6 separate regions of the Homo sapiens genome follow, and regions 2, 3, 4, 5 and 6 are each linked to region 1. A link is a loop called in an ENCODE intact Hi-C map of the cell type or tissue named here. Cell type or tissue: heart left ventricle. All regions are shown on one strand.

Region 1 (4,000 bases):
TGGCAACCTTAATTTGTGTAAGACATTTAAGACACTCCTGGCACATAGTAAGCATTTGATACAAGAGCCATTATTTCATGCATTTCAGATATGGGATTATAATAATTTCCATCCTCTTAGAGTTTACAATCTAGGAGTTCTTACAGGGAATTTGAGGTAGCTCCTAAAAGAATCAGCAGTTTTAAATACACAGCTGGTAACAAGGGAAGCTGGTATTCTAAGTCACGTGATTTCAAAGCCTGTGGTCTTCCTCTGGTACTATAGCCCCCAAAGCAATGCTGTCCATTCTGTATTGGTACCTTCCCTTCTTAATCTTGTAGTTGACAGTGTCCCACTTCCCAACTTTGAATGTCTCTTTTCCATGGTCTCAGCATGTTGTACCCTGGGTTAGGAATGATGTGTGACCAGAGGTGATTCAACTTGACCTGCTGGGCTCCGTGACTTAGGCATTGCTGGTGCAGAGATGACGATTGTGCAAACCTGATGGACTCATGGAATCAGAGGGCACCTTGATCTGCCTGCAGTGGGTGAGGCATAGTATGTATTAGATCAGGTAAAGGAGGCCCTTCATCTGAGGAAGGGGCCCAGGTTTCTACTTAGAAAAGAAAGGCATTGTATTTCATGCTTTACTCTCTCGCTCTAATCATCAGTGTGACAGATAAAGGGAGCAGCATGGCCGAGTAGTGAGACAGGTAGGAAGAGTGAGCCTTGAACATGTGTTCATGAATTCTCAGGGGCTTGGTATACTTGTAGCAAAGTGTTTGAGGAGAGGCTCTGTGAGGGAGATGATGCTGGAGGGGTCAGTGAGGGCTAGGTTTGTTGGGGGCTTTGTGTGCTGTGTGTTGAAGGGACATGCTCAGGCATAGGGCTTTATCAGGAGAGTAGCTTGATCAGATTGTATTTTGGAGACTCTGTGCTTCCCAGTGTGTGGAGGCCAGCTTAGAAGCCTGGAGTCCCAACTTAATTGATGACTTTGGAGAAAAACAAGAGAACTGAGGATAATAAATAACCAAGAAAGCTAGGTGAATAACTGTAAGATATAGGTGAGAGCAGAAGTCAGATCTTCAGATTTTAATGACAGAATGTCACCTTTTCAATCAGCAACAAAGTAGCCGAGTATAATCTTCAACCATCTGCTCTCTGGGAGAGGAGAGAGGAGAGGGGAAGGAGCGAGGAATGAGGAGCCAGAGAGATTGATTTTAGCTAATCACTTCTAACTCTTTCATTAAATTTTTATGGAGAATTAATACAGGCTGGGCGCAGTGGCTCGTGCTGGTAATCCCAGCACTTTGGGAGGCTGAAGTGGGAGGATAGCTTAAGCCCAGGAGTTCAGGACCAGCCTATGCGATGTGGTGAGACCCTGTCTTTACAAAAAAAAAAAAAAAAAAAAAAAAAAAAAAAAGAAAAAATTAGCCAGGCATGGTGGCGTGCATTTATAGTCCCAGCTATTTGGGAGGCTGAGACAGGAGGGTTGCTCAAGCCTGGAAGATCGAAGCTGCAGTGAGCCATGGTCGCACCACTGTACTCCAGCCTGGGTGACAGGGCCCAACACCCTGTCTCCAAAAAAAAAAAAAAAAAAAAATCCTTACATGTCTGCATTTTAGCCAAATATATGGTTTTGTTAGCAAAAGAGAGAATGTCTCTTTAAGTATTGACCTAATTAATAATTCTACCACTTCCAGAGAGTTGTGAAACATTTTTCAGAGGTAGAGACACTCTCGCTTGCTCTTTCTCGCTCTCTCTCTCTTGCTCTCTCGCTCTTGCTCTCCCTCGCACCCTCTCCCCCTCTCCCCCTCTCTCCCATCTCTCTCTCTCTCCCTCTCTTTTGCTCTCACTCTCTGTGTGTGTGTGCGCACATGTGTTTGAAAGCCAGCACCATCTGAACAATTTAGCTTTGCTGGACAAAAATAGACTTGAGAGGGAGAATTGTACATTGAAACAAGAAGAACTTACACTCTTACAATTTTTCAACACTCTCTTCCTTTTAAGGAATACTTCTCATTAAAGGGACCATACATTAAATTATATCCAAACTTGAGTAGTTTTAATTTCTTTTCTGTCTGAAATCCCTGTTAGAACAATCTCTAAAACTACTCCATAGACACAGAACTTGAGTAGATTTATTGAGCGCCATCTGCTGGCTTTGTTTTAATGGACCAAATAGGTGGTGCCTGGACATCTTTAAGAATTATCCTGTATCTTAGTGTTGCAAAATTATGAAGCTGGAAGACAGTATGAATTTGGGCTATGACTGGTAGTAGTATTTAAAATAATAGTTTTGTGTTGGCATTGAGAAAGGGGTATGGTTTTGGCAGGAGAATACACACAACCTGATTAAAAAAGAAGACAGGTTATAGGGATTTCATTGGCCAGTATCTTTATTGGGCAAAAGATTAGCCTAGTTTAAATAAAAAGTAACCTTAAATGCCAAATAAAATTCTTTAATATTTTCTAACAGTGAAGTCAACCTAAGTCTTTATCTGGAATGACTTTATGTAAAAGTCGATAAATTTCTTGGTGGATTTCTATTCGTGTTGCATGAGATACTTTGAGGTGTCTTTTAAAGAAAGATTTATAAAAATGGCTTTGTTGGCTAGTTTCAAGAATGCGTTTTATTTTGAGGGATGTGGATACTATCTTAGTATTTTCCTGCTGAGACAGATATAGGAAAAGCCCCTAGGTTAAATAAATAAGGGTGAAGCTGTTAGGTGCTCTTCTTGTCATTAGTCTTTTTGAATTTTAGTTATATTTTAAGTGACTTCTTAAGGGCAACTGAGCTAAAAATTTGGCATACCCAGACCATTAGACTCTAGATCTTTTAATTAATTTCTCATCCAGTCATCTTAAGTATTTAAGATGAATTGTAGAAAGATTGTCAGGCCGGGCGTGGTGGCTCATGCCTATAATCCCAGGACTTTGGGAGACCGAGGAGGTGGGCGGATCACTTGAGGTCAGGAGTTCAAGACCAGTCTGGCCAACATGGTGAAACTCCGTCTCTACTAATACAGAAAAATTAGCCGGGCACCTGTAATCCCAGCCACTGGGAAGACTGAGGCAGGAGAATTGCTTGAACCCATGAAGTGGAGGTTGCAGTGAGCTGAGATTGTGCCACTGCACTCCAGCCTGGGCAACAGAGCGGGACTCCATCTCAAAAACAACAAAAAAAGAAAGATTGTTTACAGAAAGAGAGACCAGAAAGGAATTCGTGCATTCATTTGGCCAACATTTATTGAGCACCTAGAACAACGAGACATACCTTTAGGCAATGATGTAGCATTGAATAAAACAAATATGGTCCCACCTCTCAGGAAGCTTACGTAACAGTTGGGAGGAAAGGGGAACTCAGATAAATACATAAATACATGCTTTTAGAATTTTATATATACATATAGGTATAATATATAATGTATTAAATAGACATACATGAATAAATACGTGTCAGAAAGTAAATGATGCTATGGAAAAAATAAAGCAGGGCAAGATAGATAAGGAGAGTTAGGGTAGGAGAGCTCATACTTCATTGAGGATGGTCAGGGATGACCTCACTGCTAAGGGGACATATGAAGACCAATGGTTATTAGTGTTATATAAAACAGTTGTTTATGATCGTCTTGCCTGACCTTCACCAACCATGTACAGAAAGCACATGGGACAGATGATGTTATTAATCGTTTCATGGGCCCCCTTGGTCTAGAATATAAAGGCTGATCCTTGGCACTGCTTTATGCCCATGTTCCCTATGCTGAAGCCATGGTCCGTTAGTCCTTGAATACACCGTGTTTGTTCAGTTCTGTGCCTTCGTACATACTCTCCCCTCCTTGGAGTGACTTTATCTCTTGTCTTCCTAGTCAGCTCTTACATGGCTTTTGAAATTCATAAATTTTACTTTCTCTGGGTAGCCTTTGTAGTCTCCTCTGGCAAATTTTCTTCCTTCTCTTTCTTTATCTTCTGTTAGGCCATAGCACTTTTGAAATGTTTCTATTTATAGCACCTGTTATAT
Region 2 (4,000 bases), 210 kb before region 1:
GTTTCTTAGTCTTAACCACACGCGTTAACAAAAATAGTAGGGTCTATTTTATTTGACAACACCCACCAAAAGTTCAAGTTCTATTAGTTTTCATATACTTAAAAAAAATGTTTCCCTCGGAAACATCACCTTGACATATCTTGGGGGAAACATAGAACGTGGAGAATTGTTTCTGTTGCTCTCCCCCACCCCACTCCATGCCAACATTCTGCATCTCTGTGCTGAACATCAGGGAGCCACCGGCCTTGTCAGCCTTCACATTAGGCCTGCCCTCTCCCTGCTGCAGATCAGCAGCCTGTCTCGGCCTGTTGGAACTCTCCCTTAGTGTGTTGGAGACGTTGAGACATTGTGACAAAAGTATGGAACCAGGAGTCAAGGAAGCTTCAGTCCTGGCTCGGGCTACTTATTTTTTGTTCAAAGTTAGCTTTTCATTTAAATGTCTGTGTTTCTGTTTCCTTGTTTAAAAAATGTTATAATATATGGCTATCGTAAAGTTGTTGCAAAAACTCAAAGGAGAATACAGACATTTAAGATAGTCTGCATGGGCCGGCATGACGGCTCACGCCTGAAATCTCAGCACTTTGGGAGGCTGAGGTGGGAGGATTTCTCGAACCCAGGAGGAGGCTAGGCTACACTGAGCCATGTTCATGCCACTGCACCCCAGCCTGGAGCCTGGGTGACAAGGCAAGACTTTATCTCAAAAAAAAAAAAAGACTTTTTTTTTTTTAAGTTCTGGGATACATGTGCAGAACCTGCATGTTTGTTACATAAGTATCCATGTGCGGCCGGGCGCGGTGGCTCACGCCTGTAATCCCAGCACTTTGGGAGGCCGAGGCGGGTGGATCACGAGGTCAGGAGATCGAGACCATCCTGGCTAACACGGTGAAACCTCGTCTCTACTAAAAATACAAAAAGAAATTAGCCGGGCGTGGTGGCGGGCACCTGTAGTCCCAGCTACTCGGAAGGCTGAGGCAGGAGAATGGCGTGAACCCGGGAGGCGGAGCTTGCAGTGAGCCGAGTTTGCGCCACTGCACTCCAGAGCCTGGGAGACAGAGCGAGACTCTGTATCAGAAAAAAAAAAAAAAAAAAAAAAAGTATCCTTGTGCTATGGTGGTTTGCTGCACCTATCAACCTGTCATCTTGGTTTTAATTCCCGTATACATTAGGTATTTGTCCTAATGCTCTCCCTCCTCTTGCCCCCTACCCCCCAACAGGCCCGTGTGTGATGTTTTCCTCCCTGTGTCCATGTGTTCTCATTGTTCAACTCCCGCTTATGAGTGAGAACACACAGTGTCTGGTTTTCTGTTCCTGTCTTAGTTTGCTGAGGATGATGGTTTCCAGCTTCATCCACGTCCCTGCAAAGGACATGAACTCATTCTTATAAAAAAGACATTTAGTCTTTGGGAAATAAATACTGAAGATTAGCTTCAAATGGACAGTGGTTTGGATGTGATTCTTGCATCTCTGACTAAATCGTAAACTTATCCAAGTCATTGTCCACTGTGGCTCCCACAAAGCTTTCAGGCCTGTCTTCCTTGGTGATCTTGCTTTGATGTGCTATGAAAGACTGTCCCAGCAGATGGCAGAAGAGAACTGAGTCAGGAAAAACCAGCCTGGGTATTTCAGTGTGCACTGTGCACTGGGTAAAGCTTCTGCACCTTAATGTCCCTGCCGCGGTAGCGCTACACGTCGACTTCACAATCGCTGCTGAACTTCCCTAATAAAGGTGGGTCAGCAAAGGCGTGAGGGTTACCACTCTATCCAAACACCATGTCACTGAGACTCACTTAGGAAGAACATTCATTTCCTGAGTACTTCCGTAGTACTGGAAACGGGGATGAATACAAAATAGTCCCTGTCCCCACAGAATTCATAGTCCAGCTGAGATCAAATAAGGACAGAACAATTTGCATTTTGCCGGGCTGTCCTCTAATGACAATAATTTCCTGAATGTTTTCAGGTTGCCTGTTTTAGCCATATGTTCTTCTCTGGCCGCTTCTCTCCAGCCCCAGCCTCAAGTCCAACTCATGATCTCTGGCCTAGGATACAGCAACAACCTCCTAAGGGAGCTGCCTCTGCTCTTATCCACCTCCAGTTTATTCTCACCGCATAGACAAGATAATGTTTTAAAAATGCAAATGCGATTACACTGTATACCACCTACTCAAAAGATCTAATGGCTTTGTATTGACCTCATAATAATACCCCTGCCCTTAATCTTACTTAAAAGGCTTTTTGTGATCCGATCCCTGTTTTTCTTCTCCTAACTTATCTCACCCTCTCCTCCTGCAATCAACTCAAGAGGCTGACTTTCAGTTTCCCAAATGATTTTTATCCCCTACCAGATTTGCCCAAATTGCTTTTCTCTCTACCTAGAATGCCTTAAAACTAAAACTCACTCCCTCCCATCTACCCATCCTCCTTAACTTGGCTAACTAGTATTTATTCTTCTGCTCTCAGGTTAGATATCCTTTCTTTTGGGAAACTATCCCTGACAGTATAAGGCTGGGCTGAATAATCCTCCTGAGTACTCCAGAGCACCCTCTGCTTCCATTCCCCTCGCATTTACCGTATTTCTTCGTAATGAGTTTGCGTATCTTCCCCTGTCTACTGTAAATTCCTGGCACATGAGGACTTCCTCTCGCACAACAATGTATCCCCATTTCTTGACACAGTTCTTGGTACAGAGCCGCACTCGATCAAAACTTATCAAGTAAATGAATAAATCAATCATAAAACACAATTGATACCATCCAAGAAGTCATAAAATTCTTGGGGCACAAGGTCTTAGGAGAGTAGATCTTTCTGTGTGTATCAGCCATATCCCTTTTTTTTTTTTTTTTTTTGAGATGGATTCTCTCTCTGTCACCCAGGCTGGACTGCAGTGGCACTATCTCGGCTCACTGCATCCTCCACCTCCCGGGTTCAAGCGATTCTCCTGCCTCAACCTCCTGAGTAGCTGGGACTACAGCCACCCCCCACCACACCCAGCTAATTTTTCAATTTTTAGTAGAGATGGGGTTTCGCCATGTTGGCCAGGTTGGTCTTGAACTCCTGACCTCATGATCTGCCCACCTTGGCCTTCCAATGTGCTGGGATTACAGGTGTGAGCCACCATGCCTGGCCAGCCATATCCCTTTTCATCAAGATGTTGTCAACCATACGCTCTCAAATCAAGTTGTGACCAGGTGCGGTGGCTCACGCCTGTAACCTCAGCACTTTGGAAGGCCAAGGCAGGAGGATTGCTTGGGCTCAGGAGTTCAAGACCAGCCTGGGCAGCATAGGGAGATCCCATCTCTACAAAAATCATTTAAAAATACTAGCTGGGCGTGATAGCATGCACCTGTGGTCCCAGCTACTCAGGCGGCTGAGGGGGGAGAATCATCTGACCCCAGGAGGTCAAGGCTACAGTGAGCCATGATTGCACCACTGCCCTCCAACCTGAATGACAGAGCAAGACCCTGTCTCAAAATAACCAAACAGAACAAAGACAAGTCGTTGTTGTTTTATGCAAACAGGCTTTGAACTTGGAGCAAGTCACCTAGTCAATCTTCTTATCCACAGCAAAGGAGTTCTGAAACAAACAAACAAACAAACAAAAGCAATTTTTACCTTTCACAGTGTTTCTTGTGTCATCCCAGATGGTTAAAATGAAAAGGCTTTAATGAAGGGACTATTCACAGAGTTTCTGGACTGGATAAGGTAACAAACAAGGTATGGTAGGACACCTAGAGACTAGCAATGGTGAGAAGCTATTACTACCCTCCCCGCTTCCAGGGCCTATTGAGACAAGGGAAGGAAACACTTATCAGAGCCCAGTGAGTAAGAGTTGTACCTAGGATGCAGCTACAGTTAGATATAGCATGCCAAAGCAGGAAGAGAGCTGGAAAGAGCTACCCTGACCTCTGCTGAATCCCACCCTCCCATCTTCCCACAGAGCCTCCCACTGGCTGAACCCCAAAAGCCAGCTAGGAAGAAAGCCTGGACAGTGCAGTCCACT
Region 3 (4,000 bases), 200 kb after region 1:
AACCTTTGTGCTCTTAGGAGACAGTGGCTTCCCATTGTGGTTAAGTGTAACCCTGTTTGGCTGACCCCTGGATAGAGCTTCATACCCTCAGCACTGCATAGTCACCTTTGACTTGTGGTTAGAAAGATCAGCCATATAGTCCATCATGATGATATGTTATGATGGTTTATACAAGAAACTGGGACTTTTTATCTCAGCCAAAACGCTACTCTTGCTTTAGGATTAGGTGACTTTAACAGGGTTAATAGAGGAATGTCTTTTCAACTCTTATTTCTCTATTATGTAAAGCTGTCCTTGAATAGTCAGCTGTTCTTTCCAGCTGCCACAAATAATTTGTTCTTTGAAAAGCTTAGTGACTTAGTGGGGTCTTTCAGAATAAGGAATTTGTTATGTTCAGGTTTTGGGGTCTTGCCAGTGGTTCTGTTTTGCTTGCTTTAAACAGATGTAAAATGATACTGAGATTATTGCTGATTTATTTTCTGTTGTGCTAGCAGCATTTCAGTACTTTTGTGGTAGGTTGTTTCTTTTACATAAAAAATAAACAAGTAAACCAGCTGCAATCTAAGTAGGAAACATAAGAATTTAGAATGTGTGTGATGGTTAGATTTTACTTCTGATTTCATCAGAAAAGTTGCCCTCTAGACAGTTTTCTGGCATTTATAGTTCATTGCTTATATGAGAGAATAAAATACATATAGTTGATTAAAGGAAGGAAGTTTATTACTTAGGGAAAAGGAAGGTAAAAAAAGACCCTAAGCAATAAAGGCAATTCTTTTTTAAGCAGAATACTTTCATTTTATTTCATTTTTGTTTACCAGTGTTGTTACGAAAACTGCTGCTGGGGCTACTTCAGCTGAGATGATTTGGCTCTTTTTTGTGGCTTTCTTCTTGTTCTGTACATCAGCACTGTGGTTATTACACCAGCTACCAAGAACATCTCACATGCCTTTTGCATATAAGCACTCTTAGTCCAGATAGGGCGATGTCTCAAATCCCCCAAAGATTTTATTTATTGGCCAGGTGCCGTGGCTCACGCCTGTGATCCCAGCACTTTGGAAGGCTGAGGCGGGTGGATCACCTGAGGTTAGGAGTTTGAGACCAGCCTGGCCAACATGGCGAAATACCATCTCCACTAAAAATACAAAAAATTAGTCAGGCGTAGTGGCATGGACCGGTAATCCCAGCTACTCAGGAGGCTGAGACAGCAGAATCACCTGAACCCAGGAGGCAGAGGTTGCAGTGAGCCAAGATCGTACCACTGCACTCCAGCTTGGGTGACAGAGCAAGACTCCATCTCAAAAAAAAAAAATATATATATATATATATACACACACATATATTTAATAATTTTTTTTTGAGAGACAGGGTCTCTGTTAAAGATTTTAAACAAGAAGTTTAAAGTTGCAGAAAGAATTTTGTAGCATGCATTTCTAAATTTGCTCATATTTAACTGTTTTTTGTTTTATTTTCATTTTCTTGGTTAGAGTTGAAATGATAGGAGAAAGTTGTGCATTTCTATCCTTAAAGGTAATTCCTCAACTTGTGTCCTGGAGAAGAATCAGGTCATTTTTCCCAGTTAGATTTTGCTGCTCACATCTGTAGGCAGAACAGTCAGAAGTCTTCAGCCTATTCCCAAGTGATGATCAATGAACTGAAGTACTGGAAGACCTTTTTTGTCAGAGCCTTGGCTGCATATGACTCAGCTCCCAAAGGTGGCTCGTTTCTGTGTAGGCAGTCCTTTGATATTCTGTCATTTCATTTCAGTTTGGCATGGCCACTCCTCTTATCATTGTATAAAGTTGATTTTCTTAAGTTAGCCTCGCTAATGGTTTGTTTTATTTTTCTTCCGAAAGATAAAAAACACATAGTATATAACCATTCGCCAAAGATCTGTGGTGGTTGGTGGCATGGGTTAAAAAAAAGATACAGCAATAGATAGATGATAGTTTCCAGTCATGTGGGTTTAACTTCATTTTCTTTGGTTTGATGCCTCCTTGTAGCAAAGAAAGAAGTTGAAGGCTGGACTGTTTGTTTTAGGTACAGAGGAATCCGATTAGGGATCAGCTCTGTTCCCATAAACCACTGTGCTGAGACCTTTTTGAAGAATTTTAAAAAATGAAAGCATATTGCCTACTGCTATTAGGAAATCTATCAAATAAATAAATAAAAGGCCAGATAATTATTTTCTGATCTTCATAACAACATGGTATGGTTTGTGGCAGAGAGCTTAAAAATGTATTAGATTTGTCTTCAATTCTTGTGTTCTTGGTAATTTTCTGTTTTCCCAAACAGAGAGTAAGATTTTAGTCTCATGACTTTGGCTGATGTCAGTGGGGCTGAAGTTTCTAAATCACCCACGCACAGCTCTAAAACTGTCACTGTGAATTGAGTCCAGGACAACTTGGAAACAAGTTGAGTGTTTTTCAAGTAGGTACTTCAGCATGTTAAGGAGATGTCCATGCAAACTATCACTAAGAGAAAACTCATGACCATAATATAGAGCGTGTTAAACTTCCAGCTGGGTTGTGGGTTTGGGGACATGTTTCAATTAATTAAAAGTGAATTTATGTGAAAAGTTCTTTACTAGAAGCACATTTTAAATGATTTTTTTCTGCTTCTATGTTCATCTCAGACACTCAAACACTGGCCTGAGAGTTTGAATATTGCTGAAACCTTTTTACGTGATAGTGCCACTCCCTTAAAAATCATCATTGCTTAAATCTCTGTAGGGTGTTGGAACTGGTTGGGAAGAAAGGAACAGAAAGAACAGAACTTGGAAACAAATTCTGCCCATAGTGTTCTTGGTCACTTTTGCAGATCAGAATTAGTAGCTGGTTCTCCAGCAAATCTGCCACCTCCTGTGTTGCCCTTAGGTGCCTAAAATATTATAGATTTTCAATAAAACAAAAGAAAAAAAATATACTTTTTTAACTGGATTATAAGACAATAAAATCTTATCTTTAAGTTATCACAAGATGCGATAAATGGATTATGCAAAAGGATATGGAAATGTTTATAAGCAAATCCAAGGAACTTTGAACGACATTAGAGTGTGATGATTTTTTAAAAATTAAAAATTTTTTTTAATTTTGAAAAATGTTAATACAAAGTATTATACATAGGTAATTTATCACATATGTGTCCATGATTCAGAATGAACACATAGTAACATTCTGTCAGACGGCTTCAGATTGTTTCACTTTTTAAGAAACCATTATGGTTAAGTTCAGATTCCCCTTTGTTTCCCTGCCCCATGCATCTTCCTTCCTCCCCAAGGACAAGGACTGTCATGAATTCAGTGCATTCGTAGTCTGTGTTTTATAATTTATTTTCATACATAAACAACATATAATTTGTTTTTGTTTTTAACCTACATAAATACTACCATACAGTACCTCTTTTTGTAATTTGCTTTATTCTCTTCAGCATTATATATTGAGGATTCAGCACGCTGAAAAACATAGATCTACTAATCATTGACTTTGCCTTTTCATAGTCTTTTTATACTTTTTCTGTAGAAGGGAAAGAGAAATGGACTTAAAGATGATGTATTTGAAAGACTTTAGCTGAGTGGGGATTTGTGAAGAGAAAGGGTTTGAGTGGGGTGGGCTTTCAAGTCTGTGCATGGGAAGGATATGATGGATCAACTAATGGGAGAGGAAGAAACCAGAAAGGAGCATGCCAGCTGCAAGTCCTGGGCATCTCTGTGGCAGAGGAGGGGAGGTGCACCATACACCCTGAGTAAGAATAGTGCTCGTGAGGATGGGCAGAAACATGTTTTGGCTTACTAGAAAATAAATAAAGCCGTTTGCCTCGACCACTTTGTTATGCTTCTTGCTGTGGGTCCAGCAGCCTGAAACTCACTTACCCATCTGATAGAATCACAGCAGAGGGAACCTGGGGGAAAATGTGATTCCTCCTTTTTAATTTTATAGATGAGGAAACGGAGGCCTGTCAAGAAGGGACTAGGGTCATACTAGTACATACATACATGCAGAGC
Region 4 (4,000 bases), 170 kb before region 1:
AAACTTTCTTTCCCTATGGGGAAGGTAGACATTCTGTAGAACTGACAGATTCTACCTTATCTATCCTACACCAGTAATTCTCAACCAGGGGGCAATTTTGCCCCTCAAGTTGACATCTGGCAATGTCTGGAGGTATTTTGGGTTGTCATAGCTTGGGAGTGCTGCTGGCATCTTGTGGGTAGAGTCCAGGGATGCTGCCAAACAGCCTGCAGTGCACAGGACACTCGGCCTCCTGGTCAGCAAACTGTTAGGCAGCCCAAGATGTCAGCGGCACCACGGTTGAGAAACTGTTTTAGATTACAGCACACGTAAAGGAAGGATTTCTGGTTCCTTGCAGATGTTTGCTGCCTCTCTATCACATTAGTAAAATTAAGTTGAGGGAACTGAAACTGCTGGCTTTGGGTCTGTTTCTGGGTGCGCACACACGAGCTGCAGAAGTCTCACTGGTTTCAGTTATCTCTGGCTGCAGAACTTTTTTGTTTTCTTCCAGCCCAGACGACCTGAAGAAGCATAGATGCTACCCATAGATGAACGTGGCCTTTGGCTCTGCTCACACAGTTTCTCTTTAATCAAAGAAAGACCACAGTAAAGGATATTTACAAGGAAAGGGAAAGTGAAAGGGCGCGGAGAGAAGAGCAGAATCACCAAGGAAAACTCCTCCTACCATGGTCTCTGCAGCCAGCCTCCTTCTCACTGATGTCGGTGTTCTCACGATCCTTTTGCTCCTATTATTTAGTGACCTCGCCACTCTAAGTGTGGTGTCCAGTGCAGCAGAATTAGCACCACCTGGCATCTCCTTAGAAGTGCACAATCTCAGCCCTCCCCAGACCCTCGACTCAAAACTCTGCATTTTAACAAGATGCCCACGTGATTCATCGTATGCACGTTAACATTTGAGAAGCACTGCTCTGAGGTTTCCAAAAGGCAAAATAAAACTGCAGAGTGAACAGCTGCAAAACAGATGCAAAGTTAATCACGTGGGATCACATACGACTCCTCCAGGGGATTTATGACTCTCTGTGGATGGTAGCTGGTAATACAGAAAACAGAAATTTGAAGGAATATGTGGAAAAAAGTAAATGCTGTGCTGCAGCCCTTTGAGTGCCCTAAAGGGATTCACCTTGAGTTAGAGGAAATGCCGTGCCTAACCCCTGAAATAGTTTCATGTACCCTATGAGAGCTCAAGTGTTTGGTGCTTTTGTTTGGGGGGTTTGTTTGTTTTCATTAGGGAACAGAGAATTTATACTGGTGTTCCATGAAAGAAGAGAGATCTATTTGATTAGTATTTCCAACATAGCATTCCACAATACCAAAATTTGTAAGAGGAGTTGATATACGTTTTTAAATAACCTAGAAAATAAGTTAAGGCGAATGGGTCCGGTTCAACTTCAGGTCTGCTTTCAACCTACTCAAATTGGATTGATGTTGTTCATTCAACAAATATCAAGTCTCAGGATCTGTGCAAAGAAGAACTTCAAGGAAAGCAGCCACTAACAGCTGCAAACCCCTGCCATCGCTGCAGACAGCCCATGACAATCGAGGTGGGGAACAGATCTGCTGGGGAGGAGGGTAGGGCCGAGGGCGCAGCTACAGGAAGGAGCAAGGGGGAGTTCTGCACGCCCTTGTGGGTTAGGAAGCTGAGCTCACTGCAGAAATCAGCCTGGTCCTGAACCCTGGACCTGAGCTGCGTGGGGTACAGGTTCAGTCTGACTCATGCACTGGCCTGCGGAACAGACCACAACTCTGCCTGGTGAAGGTTTTCAAAGAACCATGTCAGCAAGTCCTGCTGCCTCCTCAGGCTCCGGAGCTGTGGCCCAGTTTAAGGTGAACAAGTCCCACAAGTCCCACAGGTCTGACTCCCATGACCATGTCCGGAAGCAGCCGCTAGAGGCTGCACTTGGTCCCTTCAAGGAAGAAACGAAAGGGCCTGAGCAAATTTGCAGCTGGCTTTGTTCTGCCTGGAACACTCTGTTCTTTCCTCACATCCTCCCGCCCCGCTGAGGGCTCTCTACACAGGCCTGCAGGAGATCACATGCCAGCCTGGAAGTTAGAGCACCCCGGGGCCTCTAAGTTACCAAGGGAGAGCTGGATGTGCCAAGTGGCCTCCTAAGGGACACTGCCTGGGGGCAGAAGGTTTTGGTTCTCTGATGAGAGGCAACTGTCCTCTGACTTCACTAGGATTCTGAAGCCCAGAGAACCGATTCAGAGAGAGGGCAATCGAGCGAGATGGAGACAGAATGGACCCAAATACTGTCCAAATGTTCAGTGTTCAGTGAGCCGGCTTCTGTCACAGTGAGGTACCTGAGGCGGGGACTGCTCCCCGGGAGGGTGAGTGGGAGTTGACTCTGCAGGGGGAGCTGAGTGGGGAGAAATCAATCAAGCAGAAAAGTGAAGCAGAAGTTTCTAGAGGCTTGCCCCACCTACCAGAGGAGTGTTCAGAGGTGCTTGAACTCTTAAGGTCACTGGACATTTTTAACTGGGGTGAGGACTCGGACAGATTCACAACAAGGCAAGCAGCAGAAAGTGGCTCCTGAAGTGCTTCTTGAGAAATGTGAGCCAACACATGACAATCACACACAACACCTGAGAGATGCTGGCATTGCTATAGGGAAGGGGTATGACCCACCCTTTGGGAGCACCCATTCCCCCTACCCCGCCCCGCTCTGTGTTTAGTGCTTTCTACGTTCCATTGTTAGTGATGTTCAGTGACCTCACAGCCCGGTGGGGCAAATATAAATATCCCCATTTCTCTAATGTGGAAAGTAGGACTGGAAGAGGTTAAGTAACTTGCCAGGGTCAGCTGGTAACAATGACAGAGCTATGATGCTTGTTTGTTTGATTTGGCTTGTAATCAGGTAATATAGTCATATGATTCAAAAATCAAAACCGTAGAAAGGGGGCCAGGCGCGGGGGCTCATGCCTGTAATCCCAGCACTTTGGCAGGCCAAGGTGGGCAGATCACCTGAGGTCAGGAGTTTGAGACCAGCGTGACCGACATGGTGAAACCCCATCTCCATTAAAAATACAAAAATCAGCCCGGCGTGGTGGCATGTGCCTATAATCCCAGCTACTGGGGAGGCTGAGGTAGGAGAATCTTTTGAGCCCAGGAGGTAGAGGTTGCAGTGAACCAAGATCATGCCACTGCATTCCAGCCTGGGTGACAGAGCATGACTCTGGCTCAAAAAAAAAAAAAAATCAAAACTGTAGAAAGGTATACAATACAAAGTCTCCTGTCTGCTGACCCCCGGATTGTCAGTTTCCCCCATCTGTCTCCTTGCCACAAACACAGGTAACCACCATTTGTTCCTTGTATACTTTTAGGATTTCTTTTTTGTTTGTTTGTTTGAGACAGAGTCTCTCTCTGTCGCCCAGGCTGGAGAGTAGTGGCACTATCTCAGCTCACTGCAAGCTCCACCTCCTGGGTTCACGCCATTCTTCTGCCTCAGCCTCCCAAGTAGCTGGGACTACAGGCACGTGCCACCACGCCTGGCTAATTTTTTGTACTTTTAGTAGAGACGGGGTTTCACCGTGTTAGCCAGGATGGTCTCGATCTCCCGACGTCGTGATCCGCCCGCCTCGGCCTCCCAAAGTGCTGGGATTACAGGCATGAGCCACCGCGCCCGGCCACTTTTAGCATTTCTTTATGCATATTCCAGTTAATAGAGTACAAAGTCTTATTTTTCTCCATTTTTACACAAAACATGGCATACCGTGCATACCGTTCCATGCCTTGCTTTTTTTTCTTTCAGCACATAAAGAGCTTGAGATCAACAAAATATCTTGAGATCTTTTCATTACCAGCACATAAAGAGCTTCCTCATTCTTTTCATTTTGCAGCTGCACAATATTCCATTGCATGGACATACCGTAATTTAATGGAGCAGTCTTCTGTTGGTGGACATAGGGTTGTTTCCCGTCTTTTGCTACTATAAACAATGTTGCAGTGAATAACCTTGTACCAGCATCATCATGCACATGCCAGAGCCAGGAGCCCACATCT
Region 5 (4,000 bases), 75 kb after region 1:
GACCAAGGTAGGAGGATCCCATAGGCTCAGGTGTTGGAGAACAGCCTGGGCAACATAGTGAGACCCCGTCTCTACAAAAAATAAAACAATTAGTCAGGTGCAATGGTGCACACCTGTAGTCCTAGCTACTGAAGAGGCTGAGGCGGCAGGGTCACTTGAGCCCAGGAGTTCAAGGCTGCGGTGAGCTGTGATCACACCACTGCACTTCAGCCTGGCCTCAGAATGAGAGAGCCCACCTTAATGTTAGCAGCTCAATTGAAGATATTCACTGAGCTTTTTAAAAATCAGGTTTTTGAGACTCTTTTATTTTTATTTTTTTTAAGACGGAGTTTTGCTCTTATTGCCCAGGCTGGAGTGCAGTGGTGCTGTCTCGGCTCACTGCAACCTCCGCCTCCCGGGTACAAGCAATTCTCCTGCCTCAGCCTCCCAAGTAGCTGAGATTACAGGCATGCACCACTACGCCCAGCTAATTTTGTATTTTTAGTAGAGACAGGGTTTCTCCATGTTGAGGCTGGTCTCGAACTCCTGACCTCAGGTGATCTGCCTGCCTCAGCCTCCCAAAGTGCTGGGATTACAGGCATGAGCCACCATGCCCGGCGAGACTCAGTTTTCATCTACTTCCTAAAATAAGTTCAAAATTTAGAAAATAGATATTTCATATATCCTAATCTATTTTGAACATCCCAGTATATAGGCAGATATGAAAGGAAAGTAATATCAGAAATAAGAGGAAATTTATTTGTATTCTTTTAGATTCGCTTATCATGTGACCTTAGAAGAGCTAGAATAGAAGTGAGTTCTGTCCAACAGAATTTTTGCTCAGAGGTGTCAGTGACATCTTCTCCTACAGGCAGTTTTTTAAAAGTGTATTTCATTTCCTCCTAGAAAACAAACCTCAAGCAGATGGACAGTCTTATGCCCTTAATGATGACAGCACAGGATCCTTCCAGTGCCCCAGAGACAGATGGCCAGTTTCTTCCCTGTGCACCGGAGCCCACGGACCCTCAGCGACTTTCTTCTTCTGAAGAGACTGAGAGCACTCAGTGCTGCCCAGGGAGCCCTGTTGCACAGACTGAAAGTCCCTGTGATTTGTCAAGCATAGTTGAGGAGGAGAATACAGACCGTTCCTGTAGGAAGAAAAATAAAGGCGTGGAAAGAAAAGGGGAAGAGGTGGAGCCAGCACCTATTGTGGACTCTGGAACTGTATCTGATCAAGACAGCTGCCTTCAGAGCTTGCCTGATTGTGGAGTAAAGGGCACGGAAGGCCTTTCGTCCTGTGGAAACAGAAATGAAGAAACTGGAACAAAATCTTCTGGAATGCCCACAGACCAGGAGTCCCTGAGCAGTGGAGATGCTGTGCTTCAGAGAGACTTGGTCATGGAGCCAGGCACAGCCCAGTATTCCTCTGGAGGTGAACTGGGAGGCATTTCAACAACAAATGTCAGTACCCCAGACACTGCAGGGGAAATGGAACATGGGCTCATGAACCCAGATGCCACTGTTTGGAAGAATGTGCTTCAGGGAGGGGAAAGTACAAAGGAAAGATTTGAGAACTCTAATATTGGCACAGCTGGAGCCTCTGACGTGCACGTCACAAGTAAGCCTGTGGATAAAATCAGTGTTCCAAACTGTGCCCCTGCTGCCAGTTCCCTGGATGGTAACAAACCTGCTGAGTCTTCACTTGCATTTAGTAATGAAGAAACCTCCACTGAAAAAACAGCAGAAACGGAAACTTCACGAAGTCGTGAGGAGAGTGCTGATGCTCCAGTAGATCAGAATTCTGTGGTGATTCCAGCTGCTGCAAAAGACAAGATTTCAGATGGATTAGAACCTTATACTCTCTTAGCAGCAGGCATAGGTGAGGCAATGTCACCCTCAGATTTAGCCCTTCTTGGGCTGGAAGAAGATGTAATGCCACACCAGAACTCAGAAACAAATTCATCTCATGCTCAAAGCCAAAAGGGCAAATCCTCACCCATTTGTTCTACAACTGGAGACGATAAACTTTGTGCAGACTCTGCATGTCAACAGAACACAGTGACTTCTAGTGGCGATTTGGTTGCAAAACTGTGTGATAACATAGTTAGCGAGTCCGAAAGCACCACAGCAAGGCAACCCAGCTCACAAGATCCACCCGATGCCTCCCACTGTGAAGACCCACAGGCTCATACAGTCACCTCTGACCCTGTAAGGGATACCCAGGAACGTGCGGATTTTTGTCCTTTCAAAGTGGTGGATAACAAAGGCCAACGAAAAGATGTGAAACTAGATAAACCTTTAACAAATATGCTTGAGGTGGTTTCACATCCACATCCAGTTGTCCCTAAAATGGAGAAAGAACTGGTGCCAGACCAGGCAGTAATATCAGACAGTACTTTCTCTCTGGCAAACAGTCCAGGCAGTGAATCAGTAACCAAGGATGACGCACTTTCTTTTGTCCCCTCCCAGAAAGAAAAGGGAACAGCAACTCCTGAACTACATACAGCTACAGATTATAGAGATGGCCCAGATGGAAATTCGAATGAGCCTGATACGCGGCCACTAGAAGACAGGGCAGTAGGCCTGTCCACATCCTCCACTGCTGCAGAGCTTCAGCACGGGATGGGGAATACCAGTCTCACAGGACTTGGTGGAGAGCATGAGGGTCCCGCCCCTCCAGCAATCCCAGAAGCTCTGAATATCAAGGGGAACACTGACTCTTCCCTGCAAAGTGTGGGTAAGGCCACTTTGGCTTTAGATTCAGTTTTGACTGAAGAAGGAAAACTTCTGGTGGTTTCAGAAAGCTCTGCAGCTCAGGAACAAGATAAGGATAAAGCGGTGACCTGTTCCTCTATTAAGGAAAATGCTCTCTCTTCAGGAACTTTGCAGGAAGAGCAGAGAACACCACCTCCTGGACAAGATACTCAACAATTTCATGAAAAATCAATCTCAGCTGACTGTGCCAAGGACAAAGCACTTCAGCTAAGTAATTCACCGGGTGCATCCTCTGCCTTTCTTAAGGCAGAAACTGAACATAACAAGGAAGTGGCCCCACAAGTCTCACTGCTGACTCAAGGTGGGGCTGCCCAGAGCCTGGTGCCACCAGGAGCAAGTCTGGCCACAGAGTCAAGGCAGGAAGCCTTGGGGGCAGAGCACAACAGCTCCGCTCTGTTGCCATGTCTGTTGCCAGATGGGTCTGATGGGTCCGATGCTCTTAACTGCAGTCAGCCTTCTCCTCTGGATGTTGGAGTGAAGAACACTCAATCCCAGGGAAAAACTAGTGCCTGTGAGGTGAGTGGAGATGTGACGGTGGATGTTACAGGGGTTAATGCTCTACAAGGTATGGCTGAGCCCAGAAGAGAGAATATATCACACAACACCCAAGACATCCTGATTCCAAACGTCTTGTTGAGCCAAGAGAAGAATGCCGTTCTAGGTTTGCCAGTGGCTCTACAGGACAAAGCTGTGACTGACCCACAGGGAGTTGGAACCCCAGAGATGATACCTCTTGATTGGGAGAAAGGGAAGCTGGAGGGAGCAGACCACAGCTGTACCATGGGTGACGCTGAGGAAGCCCAAATAGACGATGAAGCACATCCTGTCCTACTGCAGCCTGTTGCCAAGGAGCTCCCCACAGACATGGAGCTCTCAGCCCATGATGATGGGGCCCCAGCTGGTGTGAGGGAAGTCATGCGAGCCCCGCCTTCAGGCAGGGAAAGGAGCACTCCCTCTCTACCTTGCATGGTCTCTGCCCAGGACGCACCTCTGCCTAAGGGGGCAGACTTGATAGAGGAGGCTGCCAGCCGTATAGTGGATGCTGTCATCGAACAAGTCAAGGCCGCTGGAGCACTGCTTACTGAGGGGGAGGCCTGTCACATGTCACTGTCCAGCCCTGAGTTGGGTCCTCTCACTAAAGGACTAGAGAGTGCTTTTACAGAAAAAGTGAGTACTTTCCCACCTGGGGAGAGCCTACCAATGGGCAGTACTCCTGAGGAAGCCACGGGGAGCCTTGCAGGATGTT
Region 6 (4,000 bases), 340 kb after region 1:
AGTGAAATGCCCCCTGCCCAGGTAGCCTGTGCTCCTCCTGTATCTTCTTCATTCAATCCTCCCTGCTCTTTCATCCAGTTTACAGAATCAGACCCTCCACACACTGGCTTTTAGAGCTAGGGTCAGGTGTGGGTGGCCAAGCAGCATCTGATATGAGCAAAGGTGGCCCTGCTCTTCTCTGACCTCTTTACAGACCCCAAGTGCATTCTTTGCCAAAGCCACCCCAACCCCATTCTCTGCGAGCATTCCCTCCCCAGCTGCACCCTGCCCTCCCAACTCCTAGGATAGTCCACGTGGCCCTAGTAGTGTAGATGGAGCACATTCCAGGGCTCCCTCAGAGGGAGGACAGAAACTTGTGGAGCAGGAGGCGTCCCTTAAAGGAGGCAGGCAGAGAGGTGGGCCCTCGTCCCGGGTCAGGATCCTAGCAGGAAGCAGATACACCTTAGCTTCTACTGGGGAGTTGCCAGGAAACGATTGTGCGTCAGTCTGCACACTCCCAGTTGGTAGCTTCTGGAACATGGAGTAGAGAAACCTGGAAAAACTGAACAAGTAGAGCAATTGATTTTGTTCACACAATCGCAATAGGAAGAACACCCCAGATATGAAGATTAGAGTAATGGAAGGCAGGTTTTTTTTTTTTCAAGCAAACTTTTCATTGAATGTTAACAAGTTTTTACATACATGTGACCGCTACCACAATGAAAATACAGAACAAACATTTCCATTGCCCCCCAGAGTTCTCTTGTGCCCCATTCCATTTGACACCCCAGCCAATGGCCCAAGGCAAGCATTCATCTTCTTCTGTCATGATTATTTTTTCTACAGTTTTATATAAATTGAATTATAGGGTTTATAAGTACTCTTGATATCTGGTTCTCTCTCTTTTTTTTTTTTTTTTTGAGACAAAGTCTCGCTGTGACTCCCAGGTGGAGTGCAGTGGCATGATCTCGGCTCACTACAACCCCTGCCTCCCAGTTCAAGCGATTCTCCTGCCTCAGCCTCCTGAGTAGCTGGGATTATAGGTGCCTGCCACGACGCCCAGCTAATTTTTGTATTATTAGTAGAGACGGGGTTTCACCATGTTGGACAGGCTGGTCTCGAACTCCTGACCTCAGGTGATCCACCTGCCTTGGTCTCCCAAAGTGCTGGAATTATAGGTATGAGCCACTGCACCCAGCATGATTATGGTCTTAAAATACAGAGTGACTTATGATTTATGCCTGATTCTCTGGTGGCTGGGGAACCAAATAGTCTGAGAAAATACTTGGGTCAGTGGGAGCATTGGGATGACTGGAGGTGAGGAAGGGTTTGAGGTGTGAAACATCATTTATGGGAGGCTGTTGTTATGGAACTAGTCTCCTGCACTAGGCCCCAGCAGGCCAGACACCAGAATGGAGTCAGTTGTGCTAAGTGCAGTGTCATCAAACTGAACTTTGAAATGGGCCAGTTCCCCTAAAACATTCCATTTAATCTGCATCAACCTAAGTAATAAGGAAGTCCCCTCTGCTTTAACCCTGTAGGGAAAGTAACTTTGACATGATCAGTCCGTGTTTTGTTCTGTTTCTGCTTTCTGCCGCTCTTCTCTGCCTGCAAAGCCAACCTCCTGTGCTCAGCTCATTTTATAGGATGAGGTGTTGCTCACTTCTAGAATTGCAAATAAAAGCCAATTAGATCTTTAAGTTTGTGCTTCTGTCTTTTGACAAAGGTTCACAACTTCTCCAGCCCTCCACGAAGAAGCTGGAAGGAGCAGGGTGCACAGGCTCTTTGAAGATGCTGAGTGAGGTCCCAGGGCACCCACAGGAGCTGCCACCTCAGCTCAGGGGACACAGCTACTCTGAGCCCCTTTGCTCATGGGGGAAAGGGCGGGGGAAGCATGCTATCCCGCCCCCGCTCCCTACCCCAAAAAAGCTGCTTTGTCTTCAGAGGACCAGGAGTCCTGATTGGGCAGCCTCTGCCGGGAATGAAATGCATGTCCTTCGCACTTCCACTACCGTTCTATTTTCAGGCTGATTTATAACTAAAACGTGAAATAAGTGCTAGGAAAGCATTTAGCATTGTCTGACACTGCCTCAGCACACTCAGTTTCCTCTCTCTTCTTCATCAGAATCTCTGCCCGGCCAGGCAGCAGGCGCTGACTCTCGCACTGTCCGGTTCGAAGAGCTGTTTTCTGCAGGTACTTGCAGTAGCAGCTGGCCTGGGACCCACCCCCGGGCAAAGTCCGCTCCGGAGTCTGTCACTTCCCGGCGCGGGCCACCCAGCCCCTGGCGCCCTGGCGCTCAGCGCTCCGCGGGCGCGCCCTCTGGCGGCAAGAGCCCTGAACATTTCGCAAGCGGCGAAGGCTGGCGCGTGTTATCCTGGGCACCCACCGGACCGAATCGCTGGGCAGGGCTGCAAGGTGACTTGCTAACGCAATCAGACCAGAAAGGAGCGCGCGTCTAACTAAGCGGGGGAGGGGAGAAGCATGTTCATATTTTGTAAAATGCAAGTGGCACCTCTCCCCATTTTCCTCAAAATTTTATTCTGAAAAACTTTAGTACTTAAAAGTTCAAATGCTTTTACAGTGGACACACATTTATCTATCAGCTAGATTCTGTTATTCACATTTTACTCTATTGGTTTCATTGCATATCTGTCCATCTATTCATCCCTCTTTCCATCCTTCAAACTATCTTATTTTTTCTTTTTCTTGTTCTCTTTTTAATTTTTTTTTTTTTTTTTGAGACGGAGTCTTGCTCTGTCGCCCAGGCTGGAATGCAGTGGCGTGATCTGGGCTCACTGCAAGCTCCGCCTCCTGGGTTCACGCCATTCTCCTGCCTCAGCCTCCCGAGTAGCTGGGACTACAGGCGCCCACCACCACGCCTGGCTAATTTTTTGTATTTTAGTAGAGACAGGGTTTCACCGTGTTAGCCAGGTTGGTCTCTATCTCCTGACCTCGTGATCCGCCCGCCTCGGCCTCCCAAAATGCTGGGATTACGGTTGTGAACCACCGTGCCTGGCCCCATCTTATTTTTCAGATGCATTTCAAAAAGTAAATTGCAGACATTAGAACACTTCCCCCTAAATATCAGCCTTCAGCTTTTAAAGAAACAAATTGAAGAGATTGCTAATATTTATTTTGTTATAGTAGAATTCTTTTTTCACATGGTGTTCTTAAAACCCTTTGAAGTAGGTTTTATTTTCTTTTTCTTTTACTAAAAAAAAATTTTTTTTTGAGACGGAGTCTCGCTCTGTTGCCCCAGGCTGGAGTGCAGTGGCGGGATCTCGGCTCACTGCAACCTCTACCTCCCGGGTTCAAACGATTCTCCTGCCTCAGCCTCCCTTGTAGCTGGGACCACAGGCGCGAACCACCACGCCCAGCTAATTTTTATAATAATTTTTTATTTTTAGTAAAGATGGGGTTTCACTATGTTGGCCAGGCTGGTCTCAAACTCGTGGCCTCAAGTGATTCACCCACCTTGGCCTCCAAAGTGCTGGGATTACAGGCGTGAGCCACAGTGCCCAGCAGCTTTGTCCATTTTCTTTTCTTTCTTTCTTTTTCTCCTTTTTTTTTTTTTTTGAGACAGGGTCTCACTCTGTTGCCCAGGCTGGAGTGCAGTGGCACAATCTCAGCTCATTGCAACCCCCGCTTCCCAGGTTCAAGCAATTCTCCTGCCTCAGCCTCCCAAGTAGCTGGGATTACAGACATGTGCAACCTTGCCCGGCTAATTTTTGTATTTTTAGTAGAGACGGAGTTTCACCATGTTGGCCAGGCTGGTCTTGAACTCCTGGCTTCGAGTGATCTACTCACCTAGGCCTCCCAAAGTGCTGGAATTACAGGTGTGAGCCACTGCGCTTGGCCTGCTTTGTCCATTTTCTAATGGAGCTATTCGTGTTTTTATTATTGAGTTGTTTCAGTGTGGGTATTAGTTAGGAGATAGGGGGTTGGCTGAATTAGTTCACCATCTGAGCTATCTGGAGATAGATGGGTCACAGAACACTGTCCCTCCTCTTAAAAAATCAG

The links. A loop is a pair of places that touch in the nucleus more often than their neighbours do. Peaks named below come from ENCODE experiments on the same cell type or tissue, not always from the same donor. Only the 100,000 strongest peaks of a DNase experiment are listed, where the experiment ranks them.
Region 2: it touches region 1 in a loop (4-fold over the local background); 46 of 110 quality-filtered maps call a loop at or near these places.
Region 3: it touches region 1 in a loop (2.0-fold over the local background); 10 of 110 quality-filtered maps call a loop at or near these places.
Region 4: a loop joins it to region 1, with 3 times the contacts of the local background. A loop is called at or near these places in 44 of 110 quality-filtered maps.
Region 5: it touches region 1 in a loop (2.7-fold over the local background); 27 of 110 quality-filtered maps call a loop at or near these places.
Region 6: a loop joins it to region 1, with 3 times the contacts of the local background. A loop is called at or near these places in 6 of 110 quality-filtered maps.

Annotation. Positions count from the first base shown.
Region 1 is chr15:85,503,134-85,507,133 of GRCh38, forward strand. All of the region lies in intron 2 of AKAP13 (A-kinase anchoring protein 13), which reads left to right. Among named protein-coding and RNA genes, the nearest start is that of AKAP13, 120 kb to the left of the region's middle. In heart left ventricle, a CTCF peak has its summit at 2,148 (motif pointing left); no DNase peak of the experiment used is centred here; H3K27ac peaks cover 2,618 bases.
Region 2 is chr15:85,295,165-85,299,164 of GRCh38, forward strand. No RefSeq gene overlaps it. Among named protein-coding and RNA genes, the nearest start is that of MIR7706, 83 kb to the right of the region's middle. In heart left ventricle, a CTCF peak has its summit at 1,587 (motif pointing right); a DNase peak (open chromatin) is centred at 1,683; H3K4me3 peaks cover 437 bases.
Region 3 is chr15:85,702,546-85,706,545 of GRCh38, forward strand. The region is part of intron 17 of AKAP13 (A-kinase anchoring protein 13); the gene reads left to right. Among named protein-coding and RNA genes, the nearest start is that of LINC02883, 54 kb to the right of the region's middle. RefSeq lists a silencer at 2,307-2,436. In heart left ventricle, no CTCF peak of the experiment used is centred here; no DNase peak of the experiment used is centred here; H3K27ac peaks cover 4,000 bases.
Region 4 is chr15:85,329,414-85,333,413 of GRCh38, forward strand. No RefSeq gene overlaps it. Among named protein-coding and RNA genes, the nearest start is that of MIR7706, 49 kb to the right of the region's middle. RefSeq lists enhancers at 174-363, 424-753, 955-1,124, 1,807-1,886, 1,977-2,286. In heart left ventricle, a CTCF peak has its summit at 1,877; DNase peaks (open chromatin) are centred at 258 and 1,958; H3K4me3 peaks cover 1,813 bases; H3K27ac peaks cover 4,000 bases.
Region 5 is chr15:85,578,045-85,582,044 of GRCh38, forward strand. AKAP13 (A-kinase anchoring protein 13) reads left to right here. Exons shown (of 37, transcript NM_007200.5): 7 at 886-4,000. Among named protein-coding and RNA genes, the nearest start is that of LINC02883, 180 kb to the right of the region's middle. RefSeq lists an enhancer at 2,392-2,531 and a silencer at 3,334-3,628. In heart left ventricle, a CTCF peak has its summit at 2,032 (motif pointing left); DNase peaks (open chromatin) are centred at 1,042, 1,607, 3,077 and 3,657; H3K4me3 peaks cover 1,838 bases; H3K27ac peaks cover 4,000 bases.
Region 6 is chr15:85,838,439-85,842,438 of GRCh38, forward strand. It overlaps LOC105370952 (a long non-coding RNA gene), which reads left to right. Exons shown (of 3, transcript XR_932580.2): 3 at 2,105-2,626. Among named protein-coding and RNA genes, the nearest start is that of MIR548AP, 15 kb to the left of the region's middle. RefSeq lists a silencer at 2,197-2,456. In heart left ventricle, CTCF peaks have their summits at 2,294 (motif pointing left) and 2,495; a DNase peak (open chromatin) is centred at 2,283; H3K4me3 peaks cover 625 bases.